Linked DNA regions of Mus musculus: all the other regions are linked to region 1. A link is a loop called in an ENCODE intact Hi-C map of the cell type or tissue named here. Cell type or tissue: heart. All regions are shown on one strand. Links, peaks and the distances in the headings refer to the core of each region. The heading gives the core; the rest is flanking DNA.

Region 1 (10,286 bases), core at 1,132-9,131:
AGACATACAAGAGTGAGCGCACACTCAGACCACAGGTGTCATTCCTCAGTACTGTCCTTGGGTTGTTTTTATTGAGACAGACCTCTCACAGAGACCACCCGCAGCACTCTAGACGTTCTCTCTGCACATCCCAGAACTGAGCTGAGATATGCACACATCATCTGGCTTTCCCACGTGATTGCTGGAGAGAAAACACGGGTCCTTATGCTTGCATAGTAAGTGTTTTACCACAAAGCTATCTCCTATTCCCACAGCATTAATTTTAAAAAGTTGACATATTTTTGGGTGCACATGGAAGTCAGAAGACAATTGAGGGAGTTGGTTCTCTCCTTCACTATGTGGGAATTGAAGCTGAAATATCAGGTTTGGGGGCAAGCACCTTTACCAGCTAAGCTATTTCACCAGCCCCTCAACATTAATTCTTTTCCCAATGTAGCAATCTTTTTAAGATCAGCCATGACTCCCAATACTTAAAGTACTACTGTTAATTGTTGTGAAGAATCATGTAAAGTTATATAGCATACAAACACTCGTCAAACTTTCAGATAAGCTTTAATTTAAGGCTCTTCCCATGAGGACAATGACAGACCAGGCTCAGATCTACTTTAATTTGGCTATTCATCTCTGTGTCAAGGCCATTCAGAAATAATTCTTCTAGCTGAGCCTTTAAGGAAAACAATTAAATAAACAAGCAGAACAGGAAACTTACATAACCAAGAACTGGGCAGAACTTGAAGTAAAAGTCTACCTACAACCTGCCAGAATAGCGTGTTTCTGTGAGGCCACTGATCACTTTCATCTCGCTACAAGCACTAGAAACATAACGGCCTCTCGAAAGCAGCCGCCGAGTTGTTTTTAATAGACATATCACAGAATAGAAAAGCACTTCAAATCCATCTCTTCCTTTAACATTCTCCTTAGAAAAAAACTCTTCAGAGTCCAGCTCCAAGTGTCTCTTGTTATGAAATGCAGATCTACTAAAATCCTATTCCTGTGGTGAAGATAGATCTAAAGTTAAAGTCATTATGTAACTATATGCTCCTGGCCCCTAACTCGTCTGAATTCTTATCTCCTTAAGTAACGTATAAACCAAGTGTTTTGTTTTGTTTTTTGTTTGCTTGTTTTTGAGTCAGCGTCTCACTCTATAGCTCTGTCTCTGCTGGAACTATGAAGAATGAAGGCTGTCCCCCAAGGATCAGCCAGCTTCTGCCCCCAAGGGCTGATATTAAAGCCAACCAAGGATCTAAACACCAACTTACAATGAAGTCACCGCTCCTAGAGCCCCTCCCTCACACGCCTGCTTTTGCCTGATGCCGCTGACAAAGCAGGAGCCGAGTTCTCTCAGGACGCAGTAACTTCTCTACTTACAGAGGGAATTATCTCCCATACAAAATCTAACCTAAAATACTATATAGTAGTATGGCTAGCAACCACAAATGGTTATGCTAAAATATAGTCTGCAGTTTTCTGATGGACTTTCTCCCTAGTATAAAGCAAATGCTAGAAAAACTGGCCTTTTTAGCAGCTTTCATCTGATACATACCAGTAATATCACCCTGCAAATAAATGGCACTGTATACTTTGAGAACAGCTAAAACTGGAATCTGAGCACATTAATATGGTGCTTGTACAAGTAACTGTGGTCATGGAATACATGTTCAACCACAATTAAATCTATCATTACCCAGAGTCAAATGACCTGGGTGTAACTCCTGATTTCAGCATGTAAGTCTGTGTTACATAGATGTTATCTTTGTAAAAATTCTCATCTCTGCACCTCAGTTTCCTCACCTGTAGGATGAAGCCAACAGCACTTACCTCTCATTGGCTGCAGACTGAACCGAGGCTTGCAGCGCTTACAGGAAGTGTAGCACACACCAAGTACTACCAGTGGTGAGTAGTGTGATCACGGGCTAGTACCTGAGGATAGCCCGCTAGCTAATGACTAGTCACACGGGTAGCTTCTGTATGTTTCTATGCTACAGGCACATATGCTATACCTAATCAGAGTGTGAACTCATGTATGTGAACAGTAAGAAACAAGATAAAGGCGGATCAATGGATGTAAGTTACAGTTACAAAGGAGCTGCCAGTTCAGTCGTGCTATGCACTTCACCCTGATTATACATAACATTGTTCTGTATTTCTTAGCTGGCTAGAAGAATCGACTTTATTTTCACCATAAAAAAAGACCAAGTCTGAGATAGGCTATTTAAGCATTCCACAATACATACATATACTTAAACGTCACACAGGGGTATATCCATTCGTGTTCAATTTGTTTATTAACCTTATTTGTATTAAGAATATCTGTATCCCAGAAGTTTAATTCCATTTTCTGCCAGCACACATCAAAAGCTGTATTACTAGCCCAGCACGGAGGTGCACACCTGTAAGTTCAGCATCCAAGAGGCAGAAGGGAGAAGACTGGGGCAGTGAGTCTGAGCCTAGGCTGGGCTACACAACAAAAGAGGTGGGAAGAGGGAAACAGTTGTCATTTGTTGAGTCCAGATGAGAGTTACTAGATATTCTCCATGGAACATTCATATCATCTGTCATAGCAAGTGTAAAAAATAAGACTGCACCTTATCAGAAAGGGAGAAAGAAAACACTGAAGTCAGGGATTTAAATACAACAAAACCAAAAGCTTGTACTTAACACAGTTTACAGAAGGTCTCAGACAACGGTGAGACAGGGAGGCTCAGAAGCTGAGATGAATTAACTCCTGAAGGAAGATCACAGCCAGAAAACAATCGAGGGAAGAACTGAATCAAAGTCACCTAACCAGAGCTGTTTTTGGATCCACAGCCAAATGGGGAAAATGCACTTTTTGCAGCAGCCCAAATCTCTGGGGACTCTGCCTAGGGACCGAGCATCAAGGGAGTGTGCTCGGCCTGGTTTCCACACAGGCTGCCTCCCTGATCCAGACAGCTCCAGCTCTAAAATGGCTTCAATATAACCCAAGCACTGCATGATGGGAAATGGAAGATAACAGGGTAGGAGCCATACTCCAGGGGCTGACAGTCCACAAATACTTGCCACCGATGAAAGAGAATATTCAGTCTGTAAGTAGGTGTGAGGTTTAGGCCAAATCACCTCATTTCTTATAAAGACTTCATCTGTAAGATGGGTGAATGGTTTCTTATAGTTAGAAGGCAGAGGCTAAGAAAATAATTTAGCATTTAGTACTGAATTTCCAGCCTTTCATTTCTAAGGTCATGCTTAAAATTCTAACTTGGGTGGGGATGAAAAAAACAAACAAACAAACAAAACAAACAAACAAACAAACCAGTATCTGCCGGCTATATAATGCTAAGGACATAGATCTTAAAATAAAATAAAAAAATTTTAAAAAGACTCGGGCAACCCAAAGAAATGGATTGCACTGGAGGCAGTCAAGAGAAATCCACCAAGATCCCAGTAATATTCGTATAAATTTCCAGCAGCTAGATGTGAGATGCTGAGTAAGCACGTGTTCAGTCCCATAAACTGTGTGTCTGTATGGTTTCACAGGAACACCTGAGATACAGTGAGAAATGTAATTTTCATATTCTCTTAAGCGCTACACCTTTCTGCACCGGCTCCCGGGATTTTAGAGATTTGTAACATCTTGCCAGATTCCACCTCCCACACCAGGCAAGTAAAATCAAGAGTCCAGTGCTATCTAGTCTCACCAGAGAAAATGTACTGAAGGCAAGGACATGAGCCATGCATTTTTACAGAGGTTGGCAAATTCTCACCAACGCTGCCACCTTTGGAATCCTCGATGCACGCATGTTCTCCATTTGCAACAGACCCAGATGCGCTCATCTTGCAAAAAAGGGTCCACATCTTGCCTACTCCTTCCTCAAACACTGAGGTTACTAGACAAATTTCAAACAATATATAACATATACACACACACACACACACACACATATATATATATATATGCCACAAAAAAGTGTATGGATGAATTTGGGGCATGGACACACGAGATTCTGGCAGTAAAAGACGACAAATATCAAGAGAAAAGACTCAATTCTCAGCCTGATCTTCCCCCACCCCATTGGGAATCCGGTTTGAGTCAGTGAAAGGTTCAGATAAATCCATTTCTTAATTCAAACCTCAACCCTGCTGTCAGGGAATCTCGGGTCCAGCTGGGTTTCCCACACCAGCGATGATGAAACAGCTTTACTGCAAAGTGGGAGAGGGATTCGCCCCAGCTGTCGCCAAGGTTAAACCCTTACTCATCCAGGGGAGTGCGGCAGGGGCGTCGCGGCTCGGGAACTCGCCCGCCTTCGACTAACATTTCAATTTTTGAAAGCCACAAAGAATGAGAGAGGTTGACAGGCCCAGAAGGATGGCTCGGGGCCCGAAGGGAGCAGGCAGGGGCGGCGCCGAGCAGAGATGGTGCCGGAGGGGGGGAGCCTGCGGCCCAGCGGTCCCCAGCCGCGCAGGCCTGGCCGCACCCCGTACGGCGCGCCGAGAGAGAAGCCCGGGCTTCCCGCGGAGGCGCAGGCCTGGCCGGAAGCGGGGAGGGGCGGCAGTAAGCCTGGCGGCGACAGTGAGCCTGGCCGCAGCCCGACAAGGGGCTTTGGGCTGGGGCCCCTGGGAGCCACGCCGCACTCACCGCGGAGGACTGGAGGGAGCAAAGGCGCTTCCGGGAAGATCAGAGGGCAGCGACTGCGTCCTTCCCGGGCTCACTCCTCAGGCGGGGCTGGCGGCAGCGGCGGTGGCAGCGACCGTAGGGGCAGTGGCGGCGGTGGCGGCGGCGGCTACCCGGCTCCGGAATCGGCGGCGGCGGTGGCGGCGGCGGCAGCTGCACTTCCGCTCTGGCCACCACTTCCGCTCTAGCCCAAGTCCCGCCCCACCCTGAGTCGATTCCTCATTGGGTGAATGAGGCACGGGGTTGCTCCGTCCTCCTGAAAAGGGCGGTGATAGCCAGGAGGAGGGGATGTCAGGGAGGACCAAGAGGGAGCGGTCGTGGGAGGACGCAGAGCCTGGGTGGGAGCGAGGAGGGGGCGGACGCAGGGAAAGGAAGTGGGGCGGGGGAGCAGGAAAAGGAGGAAGAAGAGAGGGCGGGGCCGAGGTGGCCGCCCCAGGGCTGGGATGTGTGAGAACAGGGCGGGCTCCGGGAGGGCAGGGTTCGGAAGCTTGGAGCGGTCTTGGTTGAGCCTAGGATCGTCTGTTCCTACCCAACCCTGAAAATAATTCTCACGGGGTCGGAGAGCCTAGCAGTGCTTTTAGCTGTGCGTTAAGGGAATGCTTGTAACTAAAGGAGAACAGACAGCCCTCCATTTTCAGTTAGTTCACCTTTCAGTCCTAAAAGGTACTTACTGTTCTTTTCCTAGACCAAGGACGCTTCATGAAGTACCAGGAACAGAACATTTCCAAGGTCTTAATAAAAACAGAAAAACAAAACAAAAAAACCAGTGTACATCAGTTCTTCGTTGAGATTCCCTGGTCCCCAAGTATCCTTCAAAGGGAAATCGTCAGAGACAGAACCCTGGGATCCCCAAACGGCTTTCAGTGTTACCTAAATTTTATTACTACTTCACTCAAGCCTGTTGACCCTTAAGTCTAGCCCTTCAAAATACCTCCACCACCACGCCTTCGTTCATTTCCCACAAATTCCGTGTGGCAATTTTCAGAGTGCTGGGGAGTACAGCAAGACTTGCGTCTTGAAGCTTACAGTTTTTAGAGAAAGAACAAAGTAATAGGCCTTTGTCATTTCTCCTTTTACCCTCACTTAGCTTAATGACAGACTTCAAATTCACCGCTTGACTCTCCAGCCCTGCCCCCATCAAGTACCAAATGATCTTTTCAATGTCATTCTGTGTCCGCTGCTTTGAAACCCATCGCTGATGGCTCCGACTTAATAGTTCCCTGGGCGAGACAATCAGAGCTCTGTCCTTACCCATTATCAGCACCCCAGTTCATTTATATAACTCCCCATCCTCCCAATGTACTGTTCCAGAATGAATAAACACTTTGAGTTAGCTGCTGTCTTAGCTAGGGTTTCTATTGCTGTGATGCTGGGGAGGAAAGGGTTTATTTGACTTACACGGCCAAATTATTCATTACCAAAGAAGTCAGGACAAGAACTCAAACAGGGCAGGAACCTGGAGGTAGGAACGGATGCAGAGGCCATGGAGGAGAGATGCTGCCTTGCTCAGCCTGCTTTCTTATAGAACTCAGAACCATACAAATCAGATTTCTATGGACAGAAAACTGCTGTCTACATTTCTATATGGTAGCTGGGACTATGGAGTGGCTGTCTACTTCAGATTGGGTGTGTATACACAGACTTTCTAGGGTATAAAGGTCATTTTCAAGTCTTTTGTACAGACATTTGTTCTTTAGATGCAGACCACATCAGTCCTGAACCAAGTACAACAACTTTTAACTTGAATGAGATTAAGAGTGCATTGTGTAGGGCTGGCGAGATGGCTCAGTGGTTAAGAGGGCTGACTGCTTTTCCGAAGGTCCAGAGTTCAAATACCAGCAACCACATGGTGGCTCATAACCATCCATAATGAAATCTGATGCCCTCTTCTGGTGTGTCTGAAGACAGCTACAGTGTACTTACATATAATAAATAAATAAACATTAAAAAAGGGTGCATTGTGTAATATATATATATATATTCGGAAGCTTGGAGCGGATATATATATCATGGATTTTATATCGGATTTTAATCAAAACCACTGAACTAGAACACTGGATGGGTTTCTTAATACCACAAGAACCTCATGGGGATTTGTTTTTGGTAGACCAAAGACCAGTTACAAATCCAGAGTCTGTTCAGAGTGCAGTAGCTCTAATATGACAGGACAGTCTTTTGCCTCCATCTAGACAGAAGCCTAATGGGTTAGAGGCTTCTAATGATTACGCCACAAGTTCCATCATCGGTACATGGAGTCAACAGAATTGCTCTTTGTCAGGCCTCCCCTAGTGCCTGCTATAGGGTTGCATGGATTAAATCCTTTCACCATCTCTGCATTCTAGGCCAGGGGTCAGCAAGCCACAACAATCAACTGATGGGTTCAAAGGTATATTCCAGTTTGCTTCTCTGTTGCTGAAATAGAAACAACTTGGGGAGGAAAGGGTTTATTGGTCTTCTATTTCCACAGTATAGACCATCACTAAAGAAAGCTAAGGCGGGAACCTGGAGGGAGGAACTGAAGTAGACACCATGGAGGAACACTGCTTATCGATCTCCTTCCCATAGCTTGCTCAGCAATGGACCGCTTGCCTAGGGGTGGCACTGCCCACAGTGGACTGGGCCCTTCCACATCAATCATTAGTCAAGAATATGGCCCACAGACATGCCCAGAGATAATCTGATGCAGGTGATCCTTCAGTTGAGGTCTCCTCTTCTAGGTGACTCTAGTGTGTGTCAAATTGACAAAAACTAAATAGCACAGGGTGGGTAAAGGACTAGCCTAATGGGCCAGCGATTACAGCAGTGTGGGAGACGGGCACATGGCCAGTCTCGGGACAAGAAAGAATGGACTGACTGGACGGTACATCATTCCAATACCTCCCTATTCCTGACTGCACATTTCTCTTCTTGATAACATACTGACATTCCTGTGATACATTTGTTACATTTGATGAGCAGTATTGATAAATTATCTTTAACCAGCACCGGTTTTCACATTGGACTGCATTCTCTGTATTTTAAACTCCCATAGATCTTGCCAAGCATGACAGATAATGTCACCTCTGTTTCTAAAAGTTTTACTGCCCTAAGAATCCCCTGCGCTTCATTCCTTCATCCCCTACTTTCATACCCTCAACTTCTGGCAACTACCTGACATTTTACACGGTAGCGTTTTCTGATTGACATTTTTCATGAGTCAATATGGTTTAAAGCTCCTTGGAGTTGTATCTTTGCTACTTTGTGTGTTCTTCTTTCTTCCACCCTTCTCCACCCCTTTTGTTCCAAATCCTTTCAACCCCCTAACACTAGATAGGAGATTTTTAAAAAGATAGAGGGTAAACAGGAGCAAAGTTAGTGTACACTGCTTCTTGCTAATTAGGGGGCATCGAGTTACTTGGGGAAAGTTTGATCTTTGTTGTCAGGATATCTAATTTCTTCTTTGCCCACAACTACTTAACAAACAACATCAACCAACCAACAACCCACACCCTCTCTATGGGACCCAGTATTTATATACTCTCTGAAAAGTCCCCAGAATTTTAAATGTCACATGACTGCAGAAACTATCTGCAGCTGGCAAAATCACACCCCTGCTAGAGCATGAGGCAAATCATAGTCAGCTGCTGTGGACAGTGTGAAGCAACCTCATATCCCACTCCTGGGATTAAAACAAAAACACTTCTTATTTCTGTATTTTTTAAAGAAACCAAGATTCTCACTACAGTTCCTTCATGTCTTTTTATAGCTAGTTAGCTCATTTCTTTTCATCATTGAACACTATTCCGTTAAATGAATATACCACAAATTATAATAAATAATTAACTATATTAATAATTAACTAATAAAGCTAATCTTTTTTTTAAAGACAAGGTCTCTTGGGCTGGAGAGATGGCTTAGAGGTCAAGAGTTCTGTCTGCTCTTCCAGATGTCTTGAGTTCAATTCCCAGCAACCACATGGTGGCTCACAACCATCTGTAATGGGATCAGATGCCCTTTTCTGGCCTACAGGTATACATGTAGAATGAACACTCAAATTCATAAATAAACAAACCTTAGAAAAAAGAGAGACAGAGTCTCTGACCCTTCAGCCCAGGGTGGCTTTGAACTCACAGCCATTCTCCTGCCCTAGTCTTCCAAATGCAGAGATTACAGGTGTGAAACATCACACCCAGCTCCTTCTTTTTTCTTTTCTCTTCTTCTTCTTCTTCTTCTTCTTCTTCTTCTTCTTCTTCTTCTTCTTCTTCTTCTTCTTCTTCTTCTTCTTCTTCTTCTTCTTCTTCTTCTTCTTTTTCGAGACAGGGTTTCTCTGTGTGGCCCTGGCTGTCCTGGAACTCACTCTGTAGACCAGGCTGGCCTCGAACTCAGAAATTTGCCTGCCTCTGCCTTCCAAGCGCTGAGATTAAAGGCGTGCGCCACCACTGCCCAGCTAACATACTGTCTTAAAGACATAAATTAGCCAGACTGACTTGTGTCTTCCATGAAAGTATGTTGAAGTTGAGACCTTAGATACCTATGAATGTCACCTCATTTGGAAAAAGCTCTTTGTAGATATAGTCAAAATAGATGAGGTCATTAGAGTAGGTCTTGACTCAGGACAGGGCTCTGTAAAATGGAGCATGCCATGGGGAGACAGAGCACCCAGAGAATACTCTGACAACAGAGGCAAGGGGTAGACTGATGTAGCTACAAGCCAGGGAGCACCCAGGAGTACTAGCAACACTAGAAACTAAAGAGAGCCCTTGGAAGAGTCTGCCTTGAGTCTGGGAGAGAATATGGCCGATAGATACCTTATTTTGGACTTCTAGACTGAAGTCAGTGAGTTGTGAGATACTATGTGGCTTGTGTTTCAAAGCCACCTAGTTGAGAGCACTTGGTTGAAGAGCCCTGGGAACTAATGGAGCTTCAAGGGAGCTCTCAATCAAGCCTAGGACAATGATAACTAACCCTGCTGTGAACACTTAAATGCAGGTTTTGTGTGGACATCAGTTTTCGGTTCATGAAAGTTAATATGTAGGAGCAAGACTGTTAGGTTGATATTTAAATGTGTCTAATGTGTGTGTGCACAAGCACATGCGTGTGCATGCATGCATGCATGCATGCATGAATGCACTCAGGCTGTAGGTTGACGTTGGGAGTCTTCCATTTAAAAAAAATAATAGAAGTATTTATTTTTTAAATTTTGTGCAAACAGGTGTTTGATCTGCATGTATATTTGTGCCCTCTGAGGCCAGAAGAGGATGTCGGATCCCTTGGGACTGCAATTACAGACAGTTGTGAGCCACCATGTGGGTGCTAGGAATTAAACCTGGGTCCTCTGGAAAAGGAGCCTGGGCTCCTAACTGTGGAGCCATCTTTCCAGCCCCTGCATGTCTTTTTCGCCCTTCATCTTGCTTTATTTTTTGAGACATAGTTTTTCACTGAACCTTTCACTCACTGATTCAGCTAGGCTGGCTGACCAATGGGTGAAAGATATGTCTTACTGTGCCTGGATTATTATGGGTACTGAGGATTTGATCTCAAGTCACCATGCATGTGACTCCAGACACTTTACAGATGGAGCCATCTCCCTAGCCCCTAAATCATGTCCTACTTTTTTTTAAAGATTTATTTATTTATTTATTTAATGTAGGTGAGTACA
Region 2 (10,286 bases), core at 827-8,826, 76 kb before region 1:
CCATGTTTGTGTACTTCCAACAGACCCTGCCTCCCCTAAGAGTGCTGCCCAGGCTTTCACACACACACACACACACACACACACACACACACACACACACACCACCTCTCCGGTGCCCGGCACTCCCTTACTCTGAACACTTCCTATTTTAGTGCTCATTCTGCTGCAGGAAGTCAAATGTCTTCTCTGTGAAACCCAAGTTTTTAGCTGTGTCTGAGAGAAGCACGACTCCCTCAGGCTCTAGGCTTTTTTTCTCCAGGTGAGACGGGGAGTGGTCCAGCACAACAGCAGTCAGTTCATCTTGACCCAAAACAACTCTAGATACTTCTAGAATCTAGAGCCAAGAGAGTATCGAAACAGAATTTGAACAGGACAAAGTCTGGCTGAGCCTACTGTGTCTAAACTCTATTTATTGGACCTCAGATTACCCACTCCCGGGTTGGTGTTTGTTTGTTTGTTTGTTTGTTCTTTATCAACGTCCCAACTTTGGGTGTTGGAAGGCTGAGGACGATTTGAAAAAAAGTAGGCAGTCACTCATGAACTCAGTAATAAAAGCCATTACCGCCATCACTACTAATACATCATCCTACATGGGGCGGACACCCTGAAGCCCCTTGGAAACTCTAGCCCCCCATAACCCTTTCTCCATTACTAGAACCGTGAAACGTTGGTACTGACACAGTAAGGCAGTTAGGAGCAATGACTTGGGACAGAACCACCAGGACCCAAAATCCCCGCTCCACCCCTTACTTAGCCATGGGACCTCCAATCAATGTTTCTAACGACTTCTGCCTCGAAAGCGAAGCAACAGGGTTAAGTCCTCGCTCACCCGGCCTCAGCATTCGCCCCTACATCCTCGGGTCCCTTCTTGGGGCGCCTTCCCCGGCCTCTGCTGGGGTCTCCCCTAACTTGTCCGCACGTTGCCCAGAGAGTGCTCTCTCTAAGCAAAACCACTTCTGCCCGGGCCAGCGGACGCTCCCTCCTCTCTCGGCAGGTGCTACTGCAGCCCGGTCACCAGCCTCGCGGGTCCCTCTCCTCCCGGCCCGAGCTCGCACGCCGGGGTCTACCCTCAGCAAGCTCGCGCCTTCTCTCCTCACCCAACTCTCTTGCCTCTCAGCCTACGGCCCCTCACCTGCGCGGTGGGTTCCTCAGCTGCACGGTCTCCATGGCGCTGCCGGCAGCCGCCCAGACTGCCTCAATGCTCCATCCTCCCGGAGCCCGCCCCGCGAACCCTCCCACACTTCCGCTTTCCGCCCCTACCGGAAGCGAGAGGAGGCTGGGCGGAGCGGCGGGAGTCACGTGGCACAGTGGCGGGCGGATACAGAAGTCAGAAAGCCGAAGAGGTGCCTCTCGGGCGGCCTCTAGTGGCCCGAGTGTCAGCGACACCCTCTCCTTGACTTGCCTTTGGACTGAATACTTTCAAGCCTGACTCCTTGAGGGTTCTCCAGTTTCTCAGATGGGGAGGCTGTTAGCAAAGCACGGGCTTGATAAGTGAGTTCTTAAAATATATATATATAAATATATATATATATTTATATATATGTATATATATATTTATATATGTGTGTATATATATATTTATATATGTGTGTATATATATATTTATATATGTGTATATATATATATTTATATATATTTATATATATTTATATATATTTATATATATTTATATATATATTTTATATATGTGTGTGTGTGTATATATATATTTATATATATTTATATATATATATTATATATATATATATATATAGAGAGAGAGAGAGAGAGAGAGAGAGAAAGAAAAAGAAGTGAGTTCATATTAGGGCCAAGGGGAAAAGCCCCAAGCCCTCTGTAAACTAGGGCGCAGTCAAGAAACCATCAAAATCTCTGCTCCAAGACTGGAGAGGTTTTATTGTAGATGAGACCAAACAGCATCTGGAAGACTCCTGAGCAGAGAGAAAAAAACAGACTGGCCAAGGCCAGGGCTATATCTTCCGGGCAGAAAAAATTAGCGAAGAGGGAGAAGAGCCGGTCGGGACCTTGCTGTAGCGTAACTGCTGCGGAGGGGAGTGTGCAAGTTGTAATCTGGAACAGCCTGGGAGCATAGTGGAGGAGGTAAGGAGGGCCAGGCTGCTTTGCTACTCATAACAGATATATGTTACTAGGGACCAAGGACCCTGCAGGTTAGCTTGGCTTAAGTCTCCTTTACCAAAGGCAAGGACGATAAAGGAGTGACTCCTTTTGGTAGACAGAAACCAACAGGTTACAGAGGACTACTCGGGTCTGTCCACCAGCAATCCTTTTGTTTACACTTTCAATATTCAACACAAGCCTTCCCTTTTGGGGGAGGAATTGGGGGTTCGCTTTGGACCTGGCACACCCCCAAAAACGGAAAGATCCACTAATTTAGTCCAAAATGACAGTCTAGACTCAGCTCAAGCCGATAGGGTTATTGACAAAAATAAAGCTCAAGGGCTGGAGGGGTGGCTCAGTGGTTAAGAGCACTGACTGCTCTTGAAGAGGTTCTGAGTTCCATTCCCAGCAACCACATGGTGGCTCACAACCTGTAATGGGATCTGATGTCCTCTTCTGGCGTGTGACTGAAGACAGCTGCAGTGTACTCACATACATAAAATCAATAAATCTTTTTAAAAAAATAAAACTCACAGATTTCTGAAGTTCCGTCGCTGAGCCCTCACCGTTCTGTTTTTAGGGGCGTAGTGGGTATATTTTTAGTTTAGGGTTGTTTGTAGGGATTTGTTTGAAGCAGCATCTGTATATTCCCTGACTGGCCTGGAACATGCTATGTAGACCAGGCTGGCCTCAAATTCAGAAACCAACCTGCCTCTACCTCCTAAGTGCCGGGATTAAAGCGTCCACCACCAAGCCCAGCTCCAGTGTTATCCATGTGTATTCACTGTATTCATCTGTATCCATCTGTATTCACCCACTAAATAAGTTTTATGGTCCACAAGATGCCAGGCGCTTTCCAGCTTTCTGGAATCCTGATCCCGACATCTCAGGTTTCAGCTGATTCTCTGCCTCAGAGGCTCTCTGTGGCCTGCTCAGGTTTAACAGCCTCCACAGGGGTATTTCCTATTGTTTGCCTTCCCCAATCTCCAGGTTCTCCCAGCATCCCTCAGTGCCTACCTGCCATGCCATGCCCCCACCCCTGAACTTTAAGCCCAGAGGCTGGGCTGCCCTTCCCCCAGAGGCTCCTCCCTATATAATCCAGACACTTTGGTCTGCCCTTCTTTTCTCTCTATGCATAAGTGCCCTCCTTCTTTCTTTCTTTCTTTCTTTCTTTCTTTCTTTCTTTCTTTCTTTCCCCCTCCCACCCCCCGCCCCCCCCCACCCCCGTCCCCATGGCGACTTCCCTGGCCTCCTCCTTTGGGACCGGTGAACTTGCCCGAAAGCAGCTTCCCAATAAACCTGCCTTTACTATAATCTGGTTTAAATTGGCTCATTTCATCGGCAACGGAGAAATAACCTATCACCTATAACATCATTGTGTTTTCTTGGTTTTGTTTTAAAACAGGAGCTCAGCTATACTGTCCTTGGCCTCCAAAGTGGTGGAACTGCAGACCTCAACTTTGGATTATGTTGCTTCAATTTTTTTTTTAAGTGCATTATATTCTTTTGTGCGTATAAAAAATTTTCATCATTCTCACTCTATCCTATACAGTCCTCGAGGGTGCCTTAGACTTCCACACGTTTGCATCATCCCGCTCTTTGCTTCTTTATAGTATTAAGATCTTGACGAGCCGGGCGTGGTGGCACCCGCCTTTAATCCCAAAACTTGGGAGGCAGAGGCAGGCAGATTTCTGAGTTCGAGGCCAGCATGGTCTACAGAGTGAGTTCCAGGACAGCCAGGACTATACAGAGAAACCCTGTCTCGAAAACAAACAATCTTGACAAAAAGTATGTTTTCTCTTGGTCGTGGATTAATTGCTTCCCAGGTCCAACGGAGGGAAGATAGTCTGCCTCCTTCGGTGATTCAGCTGTCGCTTCAGCACTGGAGTGCCAGCCACCATCTTCAAACTTGTTGACCACGAGTTCCAGACAGAGCTCACGCCAAAGGCCTTGTTTCTCAACGCCCCCGCCTCCGACCCTCTTAGCTCCGCCCTTCCCTGGCCCCGCCCCTGGACAAGGAAGAGCGGCCGGACAGAGCTAAGGGCTTGAGCCCACTCTTCCGGCCGCTTAGCTCCGCCCCGTCTAGCCCCGCCTCGTCTGGCCCCGCCCCTCAGGGCCGGTCCACAGTGGGCCTTAAAGGCACGCAGCCCTAGCTTCCGGGTGGAAGCTGTTGCGCACCACTTAGCTGGGAAGTGCGTTGCTCCCTGTTTCCCAGCCCACCCGAGATGGCCCCCAAAGTCTCGGATTCCGTGGAACAGCTCCGCGCTGCCGGCAACCAGAACTTCCGCAATGGCCAGTACGGCGAAGCCTCGGCGCTGTACGAGCGCGCACTGCGGCTGCTGCAGGCGCGAGGTAGGAACCCGCCCCACGTTTCCCTCCGGGCCTGCGTCCTCCACCCGCATCCCCGCACCGGGCCTCCCGTTGGCCCAGCCTCCCTGGTTTTCCCTTCCCCGCGTCCAGCCGCCGCACCAGGCCCTCCCAGGGCTTGACCCCGCGATTCTTTCCGTCCCTGGCCGCCTAGCCGCGGCCCGGTCTACCATCACCACCCCCCACCACCCCCAGGCCAGTCGGCTGCGGGCCTTAAGGGCACGCATCCGCTGCTTCCACCCGGAAGCTGTTGCGCACTCCTCGGCGGGGAACGGAGGTGGTCCTTGTTTGCCGGCCTCCCGGGATGGCCCCCAAACTCTCAGACTCTGTGGAAGAGCTCCGCGCAGCCGGCAACCAGAGTTTCCGCAACGGCCAGTACGCCGAGGCTTCGGCGCTGTACGAGCGCGCGCTGCGACTGCTGCAGGCGCGAGGTAGGAACCCGCTCCCCCGTTTACCTTCCGGGCCTGCAGGCATCCTGCACCCGCATCGGCGCCCTGGACTAAGTGTTGATCCTGTCCTCTGGGTCTTTCTTTTCCCCGGGCCATCTGCCGCACCAGCCTCTACCACCACGCCCCCGCATATAGCTAGCGCACCTGTCCGCCCCTCATGTACTCATTTTAAAATTCAGTTGACTTTTGTATATTGACTGAATGTGGCTGGCGAGATGGGGTCCTTTCAAGGATAGAACTTCCTGGGGCCAGTTGTCTTACATTTGTAAGTAAAGGAGACCTCTGAGATTAGAACTATTAATACAAAGTAATGTGATAAGGTTGGATCCTTTAGAAAGGAAGTCATGGGCAACTTCTCAAGAGATATTTGAGATGTCCCTGAGTTGAGTGTCTAATGCATGCCAGGTGCGGAGACCCATCAGATACACTAAGCAGCATAAGCTATTAATGAGACAATTTAAGACAGGAAGTACACAAAACCTTAATTGTGTTGGTGCTTTAAACCCTCCAAAGAGTTGGGATTTTATCCCCTAATTGGAAGAGTTTTAAACAAAAGAACAGCATATTAACAATGCTCCTAACCTTTGCCCGAAGTTTCAGAAGCTTTGACATGAAGACAGCCTTGAGTCCCACTTTCTCTGAGTCCTCATTCTCATTTTCTCTCTTTCCTTCTTTTTTTATCTTAAAGATTTATTTACTATTATATGTAAGTACACTGTAGCTGCCTTCAGACATTCCAGAAGAGGGTGTCAGATCTCATTACGGATGGTTGTGAGCCACCATGTGGTTGCTGGGATTTGAACTCATAACCTCTGGAAGAGCAGTCAGTGCTCTTACCCGCTGAGCCATCTCACCAGCCCCATTCTCATTTTCTTGACCAGTGTTTGTTGCGTGGTTTTCTGTGCTGGATGTTATCTTTGTTTATCTTCACTATGACCAGATCAACCTGTAGATGAGGAATCCCAAAGAATTCATTGCCTTCCTAGGATGACACAGTGCAGATTGTTAGACCCAGAATTTGAATATAGTCATCTGATTTCTGAATCTGGTTTTATTTGTGGTCATGGGGTGGGGTTAATGTGCCAGAGGTGGCATCCCCGTGGAGCTGGAGTTACAGGTGTTGTGCACTGCCTCACGTGGGTGCTGGAAGCTACACTCTGGCCTTCTGCAAGATCAGTGTATGCTTTAAACCCCTAAACCATCTCTCCAGCCCCCTGAGTCCAAATTTTTAATCATTACCTAGACTAATTCATAAATCCTCCTTTTTAGACCTTTTATGGGTTGAAGCTATGCATGGGTACACACACACACACACACACATCCTGTTGTTTTCTCTGGAAACCCTCTTAGGCTGCTCCCACTATGTCAGTCCCACATCTTGAAGTTGCTGGGGACACTAAGGTGGCTGTTTCCCTCTCAGCCCCCTTCCCTGAGTAAAAGGCCAGAAGCTATGCTTTTGTGTGGATTTATTCTGAGACCACTATAATTAAACAGCCCTGCTGTTTAAATTTGCCAGATTTTATTTCTGTCCCTACTACGGAAATTTCAGTGTGATTATGTAGGTAATTCTCTTGGCTTCTCAGATCGGATTTCTCTGCTCTAAGGAGCACAGGGAAGCCTTGTAGCAAGTCTGAGACTCGAAACCTTCAAATATACATGCACTCAAGTACTCAGAAGAGTTGAGTGGATTTTGTAGGACCATTAACTAGAACCTTTCAGTACTGGCAAGGACTATTCAACTTACCTCTGTATTTTCTGGCCCAAGAGAAGAATGAAAGAAGTATAAATTTATTGTGTTTATTATTCATTGTTAGTATTGAATGAAGGATATCAAGTGTCAACATGGTATCCTACTTCCTGAAGCAAGTGCAAAAGGATAGGCTGTGTGATGCCCCTTGGGAAACACTTTAGTGGTCCAGTTCCTTATGCGTTAATGATACGCACTAAAGTGGGCCGGGCTTGTGAGCATTGTGCTGGCCTCCAGGGACAAAAATGAGTATGGATGGAGTTTTAGCCATTTCAAAAGCAAAATTGAGGCCAGCCTGATGTATGGAGTGGCTTCCAGGCCCCTTAGGGCTACACAGTGAAACCTTGCTCCCTAGGAAAGGGTGTGGAGGTGTCTACTTGTTATCCCAGCACTCAGGAGGCTGAAGCAGGAATGTTGTCAGAGGTCAAGGCTAGCCTTCTGCACAGACGATGGAACTCTGCCTGCCCCTACCTCGGGACTGCTGAGGCTAAAGATGTGCCACCATACCAGCAATTTGTTTTAAGTTTTGTTGTTTGTTTGGTTTTTTGTTTTTAAAGGAGGTAGGGGGATGGGTAGGGGGAGAAACTATGATGACATGAAGTCTTGTAGCTCCAGTACTTTGGGAGACTGAGGCAGGAAAATTGCTAGTTCAAGGGCAACCTGGAAAAGGTAGTGGGACCTCACTCAAAGGTGGGTGGAGGTGGGAACAACTGATTTTGATAAAATGGTGGATGCTGAATGTCATATCAAGCATAAGCTATGAAAATAATGTCTAAATCAAATATTTCAGGAAGACCTTTGGTCTATATACCTAGGAGTTACTTGGTCCACACTGTTTTCTTATGTTCTGTGTTTGCTGTCTTGTGGTATTTTAGGACCCATGCTAGTGAGTAAAATGTAGTTGACAGTATCTTTAAAATGAAAACAGGGGTTAAAGGAAAGTGCAGAGTTGGAGAGTGTGGAGGCAGAAGTGAGCCTAGGGGAAGTTAGAGGAGGAATTAATACGATCAGAATACAGTTAATGAAATTCTCCAAAAAGTGAAAATCAGGGGTCTCAGCAGGCAAAGGCTCTTGCTGAGTTCCTAGGTCCCGCGTGGGAGGAGGAGAGAACTGACTCCCTCAAGCTGTCGTCTTCTTCTTTTTTTTTTTTTTGGTTTTTCGAGACAGGGTTTCTCTGTGTAGCCCTGGCTGTGCTGGAACTCACTCTGTAGACCAGGCTGGCCTCGAACTCAGAAATCCACCTGCCTCTGCCTCCCAAGTGCTGGGATTAAAGGCCTGCGCCATCACGCCCGGCTCAAGCTGTCATCTTACCTCCATACGCATTCCTCCTTCTGCATGTGAGCTTGCATGCAGGAGCACAAGCGCACGCACGCACGCACACACAGGAGTAAATTTTAAGAAATGAAAGTGATTATAGTCACAGTGAGAGGTCTAAGCTTCTGTGCCTGGGTAAGATCATTGACTTTAGAGAAGTGACTAATGAGAAACATTATGGGGTTGTTCACATTTCTCTATTGAGGTGCCCGTAGTCCTGGCAGACCTGGCTCGGTTATATTTTTCTGGTAAAGGCTTTTCTGACTTAACTCTTGCTCTCTAGCTTGCTTGCATTTCCCTCCGACTCTGAGTTACCCCCTCGTTGAGGCATTTATTATCGTCCTTTTCCTTTCTCTATTGAGTCCCTGTGCTTTCTGTAATAAGTTAGCCACGCAACCAAGTAATTACAACAGGGTTTTCTCTCGGGCAGAAACCAGCTGCCTTATGCTTATATTTTTATCTGGTACCAAGTTCAGTGCTAAAATAAGTGATGATGGATGCTTAGTTTCCTGTGAATGGCAGAAATCTAGACTTCCCCACTGTGGTGATAGGAATGGTAAATGTGTTATCCTATATGATATATAAGCCTGGTTAGGCTACAAGACTCTGCTGCCTTTTCCCAAATCCTAGAAAGCTCCAAATATGAAGTGCATCTCTACGCCCTCTGACATCTATTTCCCAACTCATGATCTTGCTCTTCCTGCCTCCATCTGGGCAGGTTCTGCAGACCCCGAAGAAGAAAGTGTTCTGTACTCCAACCGTGCAGCGTGCTACTTGAAGGATGGGAACTGCACAGATTGCATCAAAGATTGCACTTCGTAAGTGGCCCAGGGAGCCTCTGGAATACCTGAAGGTTACTGAAGAGCAAGCCAGGTTTCTCCTCGGGAGAATCCCGCCTTCTCTCTTTTTACAGATAGGCCACTTAGAATGACAGACTCCTTGTCTTTGGAATTTGGGCTCACTGCTTCTTTAATGGTGTATGATGGGAAGTTAGAAGTAGACTATAACATCTCTGTGACTTGGCACATGAGGTGAGACGCAGTCACAGTGACTGACATGCTCGGGTGGTTTCCTGGGATGATGGTGTGAGAAGTAAGAATAAAGGAAAGAAGAAAGGGGGATAATAGATGCTAACAGGTAGTCTAAGAAGCAAAGAGAGGGTGAGGCACATCTTTCTTTTTTTTTTTTTTTTTTTTTTTGGTTTTTTTGAGACAAGGTTTCTCTGTAGCTCTGGCTGTCCTGGAGCTCACTTTGTAGACCAGGCTGGCCTCGAACTCAGAAATCCACCTGCCTCTGCCTCTCAAGTGCTGGGATTAAAGGCTTGCACCACTACGCCTGGCTGAGGCATCTTTAATCCCAGTGTCCAGTAGGCAGAGGCAGGCAGATCCTTGTGAGATGAAGGCTAGTCTGTTCTGTATCATGAATTCTACACCAGCCAGGGCTACATAGTGAGGCCCTATCTCAAAAAAAGGGGATGGGGGCGAAGAGGAAGGAAGAAAGGACAGTCTGTCAGTAATCAGGTGTACAGAGCACTGAATGGTTTCTCCTGTCTCGTTCTTCCTGCTAGCCTTTTTTTTTCTTTTTTTTAAAGATTCATTTATCATTTTATATATAAGTACACTGTAGCTGTCTTCAGATACTCCAGAAAAGGGCATCAGGTCTCATTACAGATGGTTGTGAGCCACCATGTGGTTGCTGGGATTTGAACTCAGGACCTTTGGATGAGCAGTCAGTGCTCTTAACTGCTGAGCCAGCCCCCCCACCCCCCGGGCTAGCCTTTTTTCATCTTGGCTAAGCTAGCATACATCTGTGGCTAACCCTATGTCTGATGTTGCTGTACATGCATGGAATGAGTAAGGAGAGAGGCATGCTCGTGGAGCCTGTGCTGCCTTCTTTTCTCTTTCACAGGGTGTTCACTGTGGTGGTAAGTTTACCCTTCTTCCCAGGACAGAACCCAGGTGACAACGACCGGGATGATGAAGTGCCTGCCTGGGGTCCCATGGCTAGTGGTAGCATGGATAGAATGCAGACTCAATCCTAGGCTTGTTTATTACTTCTGCTGGGCCACAGTGTGGACACATAGACACATGAAACTGAGGCCCTTGTTCATCATCTGGGCAAGAGGAGAGGGTAGAAAGATACACGTGCCTGCACATCTCATTAGTTCTCCTCTGCCTTCTTGCCTTTCCCAATTCAGTCTAAGTTGAGAATTCCCTACCTATTCTAGAGATGCTGTCTTTTTACCAGAAGTAATTCTGATATGCTGACTGCTCCAGGTGACTGACTGAATCACT
Region 3 (10,286 bases), core at 1,141-9,140, 59 kb before region 1:
CCATAAGAAAGCTATTGAGAAGTACAGTGAGAGCCTCTTGTGTAGTAGCCTGGAGTCTGCCACATACAGCAACAGGTATCTTCTTTCTGCACAGCCACTGGTTTTGGGGACTTGAGAGCATTTGACTCCCTGAAGGTTGGGATGTAGCTCAGTGGGAGAACACTTGCCCACCCTGGGCCCTGGGGGTCGGGCTGTAGCTCAGTGTACTTCCTTGCCTGAACAGACTCCTGACTGTCGAGGGGTTCGGGTCCTACTGTGTGCATTCCCACCCACCCCAAGACTGCAAACAAGGTTTTAAAGGGGTGGAGACTTAAAGAGATGCTAAAAGAAAGTCTTTCATTGTCCTAGATTTTATCCCAAAAGGTTAAGCTTACAGTGTCAACACAAACTTTCTCCCCTGCTGTCCGTCCTGTGGCTGCTTTAACTCACCTGTTTCTGACAGTTCTGTCCAGGGAGTGGGGTTAAGGTTAGGAACAGGTCTGGCTAGAACAAGAGGGAACAGTGCTGTTGCCTGGCTTAGTGCAGATCTGTGGGCCTGTAGCCAGCTCTGCATCAGGAACTGCTGTTGGGAAACCCTGAGAATAAAGTCCAGGGCATCTTCCCTGCTGTGGGGAAGTCTCCTCTACACTGATGCTCACAAGTGTCATTGACAGGCAGCGTGTATTACTGATGCTCACAAGTGTCAGCTATAGACAGCGTGTATTACTGATGCTCACAAGTGTCAGCTATAGACAGCGTGTATTACTGATGCTCACAAGTGTCAGCTATAGACAGCGTGTATTACTGATGCGTACAGTGTCAGCGATAGACAGCGTGTATTACTGATGCGTACAGTGTCAGCGATAGACAGCGTGTATTACTGATGTGTACAGTGTCAGGGATAGACAGCGTGTATTACTGATGCTCACAAGTGTCAGCGATAGACAGCGTGTATTACTGATGCTCACAAGTGTCAGCGATAGACAGCGTGTATTACTGATGCTCACAAGTGTCAGCGATAGACAGCGTGTATTACTGATGCTCACAAGTGTCAGTGACAGGCAGTGTGTATTACTGGGTCAAGTTGAGACAAATCAAGGTACTGTCTGAGCTCTGACCAGCCACTGAAATGGTAATAACAGATCTGAAATCTGCTCCTGTGAAATCGTAGTTTCTTGTCAGAGGCTTGATCCAGTCAACAGGAGGCTATGTGTAATCCACACACTTGCTACCCACATGTGCTCAGTAGTCTAGTTAGGACATCTGGGAGCTGGAGAGAGGGCTGAGAAGTGAAGCACGTTGCCACTCACGTGAGAACCCGGGTTCAATTCCCAGCAAGCACTGTATTAAGCAGTTCACACCTGTAACTTTCATTCCTGAGGACCCAGTGTCCTCTTCTGGTCTCCAGACACCTGCCTGTACACAGCTAGTATGCGTAAACACACGCAGGCACACAAACAATCTTTTCAAAAACTTTTTGATCTGATAGAAGTTCATTGTTCCTTCATAAAAACTTTGAAGATACAATGTGTTTCAGGCCAGTGAGATGACCTACCAGGTAAAGTTGCTTGCCACACGAGTCTGGCAACCTGAGTTCTGATTCCCAGAGCCCACATTTAATAAAGGTGGGAAGGAAAACCTGACTGCACAGAGCTGTCCACCTGTGTGCCGTGGCCTATGCACCCACATGAACATATCGTGCACACACATAGACAGTGTTCTTTTTAATTGAAGAAAACTTAAGGGTAAAGCGTGTTTCCAGTGTCCACACACTGACCTCCTTGTGCAGGGTCTGAGGCAACTTTCTTGAGTGAACTGTGGGAACCATCTTCCTGGGAGGTGGTACATGAGCTGTGGGAACCATGATCCCAGGAGGTGGTACATGAGCCGTGTGATCCCAGGAGGTGGTACACGAGCCGTGGGAACCGTGATCCCGGGACGTGGTACACGAGCCGTGGGAACCGTGATCCCGGGAGGTAGTACACAAGCCGTGGGAGCCGTGATCCCGGGAGGTGGTACACGAGCCGTGGGAGCCGTGATCCTGGGAGGTAGTTACAAGTAGATTCTGCTTACTGAGGTTTGGGTTTACTTCTTAAAAGTTAATAAGAGAACTTTTAGTTTTAAACTTTAGGTAGACCTCGGACCTGTGGTTTTCTAAGCTGATTGGACCAGGATCCCTCCTTCTGTTAGGCTGACTTATAAAGGGAGCCTGTGCCCACTCCTCCATGCTTGTGTCATTGGCCCCTTCTGTCCCTAAGCTCCTTGACCTTGGTGCTGCCGGACACCCATTTGCCCATACTCCTAAGAAACAAAGTATTTGTACCATATCTTGGGAGCGTTTTTTGTTGAAACACTGTTTTTAAGCGGATATGTCCGGACCACACAGTGTTCCTCTCCCTCCTGCTCATTTAAATGATGGCCTTTCCCTTGGGAGGGGTGGGGCTATGGGCAGTGCAGCGCTGGGCACCATACTGAGGGCCTCGTGCATGTTAGGCAGGCTCTGCTCCTGACCTGCACACCCAGCCTGACTTAGGTTTGTGTCTTGTGTTTGTTTTTAAGTCATGATGATGATTCCAGAGTTTGTAAGGAAAACCACTAGACAGCACAACATTTAGTTTATAGTAAGGTTATGGGGATAAAAGCTATCATTCAATAAATAACATTGTGTTGGTGGGGTCAAAGTTAAAACAAATTCTTCCTCTCTTTATTCTAAAATAAACTCTTAGAAGAGTACAATTTCAAATGTAAAAACCAAAACAACTGCAAAACATGTGAGCTGATTGCCATGAAGTAGAAGGAGAGAACCCTACAGAAGTTATTAAGGATAAAGTGGATAGCTTTGCTTTTATAATAGTGAAAGGCCTTGTGCTTTTCATGTTTATAGAAACTAAGGAGCAAAGGAAAAACTAAGTACATTAGCTACCATTTCCTTTCATCTTAACAGAAGTTAAAATTTGAGACCCAGGATTGATAAAATTATAGGAAAAGCAGCTCTTGGTAAGTTCTTCAGAGTGCCTGGTAATCCCATCGGAATTTGAGCTGTCAGGATCTCTTGATCCTCACTGCAGCAGTCTGTACTGCACTTGGAAGCAGTGAAAACCCAGCAGAGCAGGAATAGCTAAAGCAGATCATGCCATGTCTAACCATCGAGTGCTCTCATCCACTCAGCAGTAAGGGGAGATGAGTGGGCGGGGCTGAAAGGCTTCCCTCTGGTCATCAGACTTGAATGATGTCAACACACGGTATTTTCCACATTTTATTATAAGGAATTTCAAAGTACCTTGAACCCTCATCCCTCCACCCTCTGGATTCTCCTATCCCGTGCTCAGCATAGGCTCCGTCTTGTTGTTGCTGTGCTCCAGAGTGATTGCTTCCATCTTCACACTCTACCCCGAGATGCCAGCAGTGTTAACTAGTAGTTAATACGCATGCATTTGCTTTTTTCCGTCTGTTGAGGGAAGGTTTTGGGAAAGTTTTCTTTGCTTAGAGAACCTGATGCAGAATGATGAGTGGTGGTATTGTGCAGGGTCAGGCTCTAGGTGTGTGCAGACTGGCACAGAGACAACTGTGGAAAGTTTCTCATAGCCTTTGCATCTGCGGGAAAAGGTAGGGAACTGGAGAAATGGCTCGTCAGTTAACAGGACTGGCTGCTCCAGGGAACTGGTTCCAGTTCTCAGTACTACAGGGTGGCTCAGAGCCACCTCCACCTCCAGAGGTTCCAACACCTGTCCTCCACGGGCACCAGAACATGCGCACAAACATAAAGTGTCAAGAGGTGGGGAGAACTGAGACGATTGAAGGTAGAGCTACAGCACTGAGCAGGTGTTTAGCAAACCAGGTCATTCCCCAGCTGCCTCAGGCTTGCTGTGTGTGGGGGAGGGTTGGGGGGGAGTCCACAAGTGACTGAACTTCTGCGATGGCCTTTCTGCATCAGAGCGCTCTGTCACCTGGTCCTGAAGCAGTACAAGGAGGCAGTAAAGGACTGCACAGAAGCCCTCAAGCTGGATGGGAAGAATGTAAAGGCGTTTTACAGACGGGCTCAAGCCTACAAGGCACTCAAGGTAAAGATTCCCCCGCAGACACCCAGGCCTAGCTAGAGCTTTCTGCGGGTGCTGACTCCAGTGTTCCTTCTCCCAAGCCCTGGAAAAGCTCCATGATCTTGCATCAGCAGCTGTCATCTGTCTGTCCATCCATTCCCCACCCCCGTTTTTGTGTCCTCTAGGTCCCCTCCCCAACTCTCTTTCTCTTTTATAGGACTATAAGTCAAGCCTTTCGGATATCAGCAGCCTCCTACAAATTGAACCCAGGAATGGCCCTGCACAGAAGTTACGGCAGGAAGTTAACCAGAACATGAACTAAACCGTAGAGGGCAACAGGGACCCTGAACTTGACCTTCCCAGAGAAGCCAGGGCCTCCCTTGCATCTGCCCCAATGCCCAGCATGCCGCCAAGGGAGTGCAAAATCAACCCCACTTTGACTCCTTGGAGAGGTAGCAGCCTTTCACCTGACACATTTTACTTGTTCAGATTAAGTCCATTACAGACAAGCACAGGACTCTTTTTTTTTTTCTTCTTTTTTTTTTCCAGAAAGGTCCCCACTAGAGGTTTTTGTTTTGTTTTATTTTTAATTTAAAAAAGCGTGACGCCAACAGCCCTGGCCTCATTCGCTTGCTTCTGCCTGGCCCTTGTCAACACAGTCCTTGGCAACTGTCCCTGACCCAGATATGCACAGACTGGGTGCCTGTGACTTCCTCTGCCGCCATAGCTCTGCAGTTCACCTGAGTGCTGACAGGCTAGAAGTGCTTGCTCGTCCGCAGCCACAGCGGCCTGTTGAGCTGGTTCTCCAAGGCTGCCTGCCATCTCCTCGAGGAGACAGCTGCTGTCTGCACCCTGTCCTTGACACAGTGTCCTGTGTTGAGCCCCAGTGCCTTTAGTCCAGGCCCTTTGTGGGAAGGCAGAGCCTAACCCTTGGAGGCTCTGTGTTGTTGCCTTCTGTCTGAGCTACCTACGATGTTCAAAGAGCCCAGATTCCTCCTGCAATGGGGAGAGAGGCCTCCTTGAGATTAGTGTCCCTCCAGTCTGAGCAGGAACTTAACCTTTTCCCCCATAGCAGCAGCCCCTCGGGCTCCTTTGTTTTGTTTTGTTTTGTTAATATGTTGGAGTTAATTGAACTGATTTTATTGAAGTGTGTGTTGCTGTTGCATTAAAAGGTTTTCTTCTATACAGCTGGCTCTGACGCATTTGTTTATGCCTTCTCGGGTTTGCTCCTGCAACTTGGTCATGGTAACAACTGACTATAACACACAAGACAGGAAGCAAAGGCAAGCTAAATCTTATACATACTTTCTTGTACTACTGATTTTCAACCCTGTAAAAGAAGTGTTAAAATTTTAAATATTTCCTGAATAAGATTTGGGATGATCAAAAAAAAAAAAAAAAAAAAAAAAAGCCGGGCATGGTGGTGCACACCTTTAATCCCAGCACTTGGGAGGCAGAGGCAGGCGGATTTCTGAGTTCGAGGCCAGCCTGGTCTACAAAGTGAGTTCTAGGACAGCCAGGGCTATACAGAGAAACCCTGTCTCGGAAAAAAAAAAAAAAAAAAAAAAAGATATGGAATGATCTATGAAAGAAAAAGCTACTGGTTCTTAGACATTGATCTATTTATTAAATGAACTTTTAGAACAACCCAAGCATTGCGTATAGTCCAAGGGAAGTGGGATGACTATATCCAGTCCCTGCTCTCTGAAAAATGGCCCTGTGAAGACAAGAAGTTGATCAGATAGTTAAGGGTAAAGCGGCTGCTTTAGGCATAATGAAGGGATAATTAGCAGCCAGGTGTCTTGTCTGCCTCCATGAAGTTTGCACAATAGAAGGGTGAAAGTCCCCTGGAAAGGGGAGTTTGAACTGAATTCAGAAGAGACTCCTAAGAGTTGGGGGTGTAGCTCAGTGGTAGAGCATTTGCCTAGCATACACAAAGCCCTGGGTTCAAGCCCTGGCACCACAAAAAGTAAAGGCAAAAGCTGCCAACTGTGGAATCAGTATAGAGGGGCCTTAAAAGGTACTCATAGTTCTCGAGCTTCATGGACCCTGTCTCAAAACCCATCCCCATCCCATAGCCCTAAGGTTACCACTCGTTAGCTGTCTAACCAGTAGGATCTCCAGGAAGCACGTGCTAGAGACTTGGCATTGCCAAGCCAAGGTAAGGATAACTTACCATCAGCAGTCGAATGGCTGGGATGTGTACATGCCGTGAGCAGAACGGTCTCTTAGTAGCATGTGTGTGCTACAGTCCATGTGTGGACGTGAGAGAACACCTTTGTGGAGTTGTTTCTCCATCTTTATATGAGTTTCAGAGATCAAATTCAGGTCACCAGGTTTCTGTGGCGAGCAACATCACCTGGTGGATTATCTCTGGCCCACACAGTAGAGTTCTATACAGCTTTAAGAATGGCATTCCTTGCAGGAAAGTGGATGGAGCTGGGGATGGTGTTAAACAATACTGCTTGCTTGCTTATATGCGGAATCTAGATTTATCTATAAATGTGTGTGTAGAACATTTGGGAAGAGAGGGGCAGGAGGGCATAATGAAGGTGGTAAGCTAGAGCAAAGTGCATGCTTTACATAATACATGTGGTAACATATGATAAATACATTCTGACAATAATGAGAAAAATATTCTTTTAGAGATTTGTTGTTATATGTAAGTACATTGTAGCTGTCTTCAGACACACCAGAAGAGGGTTGTCAGATCTCATTTCAGATGGTTGTGAGCCACCATGTGGTTGCTGGGGTTTGAAATCGGGGACCTTCAGAAGAGCAGTCAGTGCTCTTAACCGCTGAGCCATGTCTCCAGCCCTGAGAAAAATATTAAGGTAATATTAATGGGTGAGAGGTGGGAGCTTGGACGAGCAGGATGTGTACTTCCTAGCTGGCAGTATGCTCTAAGGGAGGACTAATGAAGATGTGTGAAGTTGTCAACAACACCGGATGAGGCTGCAAGTTACATTGTTTAAACCCTAAGGAAACAGTGGGATAGCAGACTTATGTAAGAGAGCAGATTTTTTTCCTTCTGATTTCTTGGAGGAAAAAAACCACCAATACAGTGAAGCCACAGGGGCTGTTGCCAGAGTCCAGCTGAGCTCAGGCCAGGATGGCAAAGAAGGATTTACAGAGTTGAAACAATTGAGAGATAGATTGTTTGTGAAGATGAGGGGAAGCGAAGGGCACATGCATTGGGAGACCTCAGCCTTGGGATAGAATGTGGGTGGGAGACTTTCCTGAGAACACTCAAGTCAAAAGCAGAGGGGCCGGGAGCTCCGAGCCATGAACTTGGCCTTTGTTGTGGATCTGACTTGGTACTGATGGTCCAAGAATTCAGGGTAAGCAGGGTGTGTAAGGTCTGTGGAGCTTCCAAAGTGAACAGAGCTGAAGAACAAAGATACCAGAGTCTTCAAGAAAGCACAGTTGAAAATGAAATTGTGACTTAGATGTAGAGGAGCAGAATGTGGAGTGGAGAGGAAAAAAAGAGGAATGGGGCTCAGGCCTGAAGACATGCCAGCACTGAGCACCTGGAGGACATGTAGGGGAGAGAGTGCGGCTCAGAGGCTAGAAGATAAGGGGAGTTCAAAATGGCCTTCATGGGGCGTGGCATGGGGCGGGGGTGGGGGGGGCACGCGGGACACCCTGAGAGACAATGACAGGATCCTGTTGGATGTGTTCCAATGGACTTGTGACAGTGACAGTGTGCGAGTGTATCCTCACAGCAAGGAACTGAGGCCTGTACTCCTTGAGATGAGCACTGACTGCCCTAAAGGACCTTGAGAGGTCCCTATTTAGGGATGGAGACCTTTACCAGGGAAGGTACTCTAGTATATTTCTACAGAGTACTTAACTGTGTTCCCAGCATTTGGTCACATGGGACCCGCATGCCATTGCTGCCTTCTGTGGTGCTCACCTGGCCGGCAGAAATGACATGGACTTTGAGCTTTAGTCCCTTCTCTCCATCCGTTGCATGATGGGACCCATTTAACCATCTGCTGTTGGTGGCCAGTTTGTAGTTTGGAGCAGTTACATAGCTAAACTCAGCTCTCGGTAGGTTTCCTGTTGCATGCACACTTGCTGTGTACTTCAGCACCTGTTTGGGGTTCTGGTCCTGCTCTAAGGTCTTACTACGGTCCAGTCTTACTACGGTCCAGTCGGCCCCACCCTCCTTCCAGGCAAGACAGATTTTTGCAGCATTTTTTAATATATAAAGCAAAATGATCAGCAGGGGGACTGTGTCAGCCTTCATTACATAATCAGAGCTCAAGAACACAGAGATCCCCATCAGGAAAGAAGTTAGAGTTCACACAGCTAGAACCAAGAGCAGAAATGCAGTAATCAAGTAGTCAAGGGAGTGAAGATTCCATTTTCAGTGGGGGTGGGGGGAGGGGGAGTGGAGGGAAAAAAATGTTCCCAGAATATGGAAAACACCCAATCTTCAGTCAAGAAGGTGGACCAGCAGACCAGGCCTCCAGACAGGCAGAACGGAGCCAGGCGTGAGAACATCCAGCCACTGCAAGTCTCCTATGACTCCTTTAGCTTCACCAAACTCCCTGGTGCTTCAGACAAAGCCACCAACACATCACAGTGGGTTTTTGATCGCTGGGTTCTCTACGGAGTCTCCAGAGAGCCAGCAGCTCAGCCGCTCTGTCGGTCCTTCCATCCCCAGGAACCCACAGAGTTCAGTTCCTATCTGTTGACTCCATTTCTCGATGCACCTGCAGTACTGCCACCGCCTCTTCTATCTATGGGACATAAAACAGAGGGGCTTAGTGTAGCTGCCCCAATACAGGCGGTTCCAGAAGGGCCATGACTTCACTTGCATAATAAAGGATGCACGGAGCTCTGATGCCCTGCTGCTCACAAGGTCCCAGCCCACTGCCTCCTTAAACCAGGTCACACTACTGGACAGGACTCTGTACTGCAGAACACAGCTACTTGTCCTGAAGCCTTACTAGGACCTACCCAGATTTTAATCTGTGCTCCAGACTGAAGCTGTGAACCCTCAACTAAGACCCAGCAGATTGATGTCAGCTGCCCTATCTTCTCTAGGACAGCCCTTGGTCTTTGCTGTGTGGCCACCCAGTCTCCACCTGCCTTGGCATGGAGGGACTCTGGGGACTCCAGCAATAACAGAAGCTCCAGGTTGTCCAGCTCCAGCAGCATGCCCGTGATCTTGCCAGTCAGTGGGGCGCAGGCATCGTGGATGAGGGAGTAGAGACGCTCCCCTGTGTAGAACAACCTGATAGCTTACATGCACACCTGCCCCAAAACCCAGTATTCTATTAGTAGCACCATGGAGTGGAGCAATGAGGGTGCCTGAGATCTTGTCCTAGAACCTGTCACCCCAAGCTATATCATGTAACATTACTGGAAACTCCTCTTTCCAACTTTATAAAGTAGGCATAGCAGCACCACCTTACAGGACAATCTGAAGGGTCAGGTTGAATATTATATTTTTATATATATATATATAATATATTGTAAATTTATAGTTATAAATATATAGTGATATAAATAATATAAACATAATAAAAACAATAACATAAAAATATAAACAATACTATTTAAAGGTATCTACAGCAAAGTCAGTTGTTTTGAGACTCCATTTGTTTTGTGAGAAGCAGTTCTGACTAGACACATTGAGATTCCAGACAGGATTTAATGCTTGACTTGAGACTGGGGTGTGGGAGGCAAACACACAGCATAAATTCACCTTCCACCATCAGGTACTTCCACAATACAACCTAGTTCTGGTGCCGGGCCATCATAATAGGACACGGAGGACCACCACAGGGTGGGGATGCTTGAGTGGTGTTAGAAGGGTCTTCCCATAAAGGAGTGAGAGTTTATAGACAGCAGCCAATGGAGCCTACATAAGGCATTTGTAATTTTCTTCTGTATGGGGGGTGAGGGGGGCATGAAGCAGCCAGGCCTAGTAAGCTAAAGAAGCAATAGAGCGATGAGGGCCTTTAGTGAAGGGGCTTAAGGTCTGTGTGGTCATGACGTGAAGAACTTGCTGACCAGAAACAAGTGTGTGTGTGTGTGTGTGTGTGTGTGTGTGTGTGTGTGTGTGTGTGTGTGTGTGCAGAGAGGCCAGAAGAGGACATCAGATGGCCTGTTCTATCGGCCTCCACCTTATCCCCTGAAGACAGTGTCTCTCACTGACCCTGAAGCTGCCTGTTCAGCTAGGCTGGTTAGCCAAAAAGTTCCTGCTGTCTTCCCATCTCCATCTCCCAACTCTGGAATCAGGGCACACATAGCCAT

The links. Hi-C counts contacts between places; a loop is a spot of excess contacts. Peaks named below come from ENCODE experiments on the same cell type or tissue, not always from the same donor. Only the 100,000 strongest peaks of a DNase experiment are listed, where the experiment ranks them.
Region 2: a loop joins it to region 1, with 5 times the contacts of the local background. A loop is called at or near these places in 12 of 42 quality-filtered maps.
Region 3: a loop joins it to region 1, with 2.1 times the contacts of the local background. A loop is called at or near these places in 6 of 42 quality-filtered maps.

The regions. Positions count from the first base shown.
Region 1 is chr2:163,989,692-163,999,977 of GRCm38, reverse strand. Ywhab (tyrosine 3-monooxygenase/tryptophan 5-monooxygenase activation protein, beta polypeptide) reads right to left here and starts at 4,781. Exons shown (of 6, transcript NM_018753.6): 1 at 4,613-4,781. In heart, for the core only: a CTCF peak has its summit at 4,518; a DNase peak (open chromatin) is centred at 4,957; H3K4me3 peaks cover 2,357 bases; H3K27ac peaks cover 2,096 bases.
Region 2 is chr2:164,065,094-164,075,379 of GRCm38, reverse strand. It overlaps Tomm34 (translocase of outer mitochondrial membrane 34), which reads left to right and starts at 4,211. Exons shown (of 7, transcript NM_001291155.1): 1 at 4,211-4,467; 2 at 8,711-8,810. The coding sequence starts at 4,341. Stk4 (serine/threonine kinase 4) reads right to left here and starts at 1,242. Exons shown (of 11, transcript NM_021420.4): 1 at 1,133-1,242. The coding sequence starts at 1,167. In heart, for the core only: a CTCF peak has its summit at 1,353 (motif pointing left); DNase peaks (open chromatin) are centred at 1,269, 3,759 and 4,189; H3K4me3 peaks cover 2,349 bases; H3K27ac peaks cover 2,120 bases.
Region 3 is chr2:164,048,455-164,058,740 of GRCm38, reverse strand. It overlaps Pabpc1l (poly(A) binding protein, cytoplasmic 1-like), which reads right to left. Exons shown (of 14, transcript NM_001114079.2): 13 at 9,117-9,247; 14 at 8,203-8,764. The coding sequence ends at 8,702. Tomm34 (translocase of outer mitochondrial membrane 34) reads left to right here. Exons shown (of 7, transcript NM_001291155.1): 5 at 1-75; 6 at 3,914-4,040; 7 at 4,234-5,201. The coding sequence ends at 4,338. Among named protein-coding and RNA genes, the nearest start is that of Tomm34, 18 kb to the left of the region's middle. In heart, for the core only: no CTCF peak of the experiment used is centred there; a DNase peak (open chromatin) is centred at 4,700; H3K4me3 peaks cover 293 bases; H3K27ac peaks cover 924 bases; H3K27me3 peaks cover 399 bases.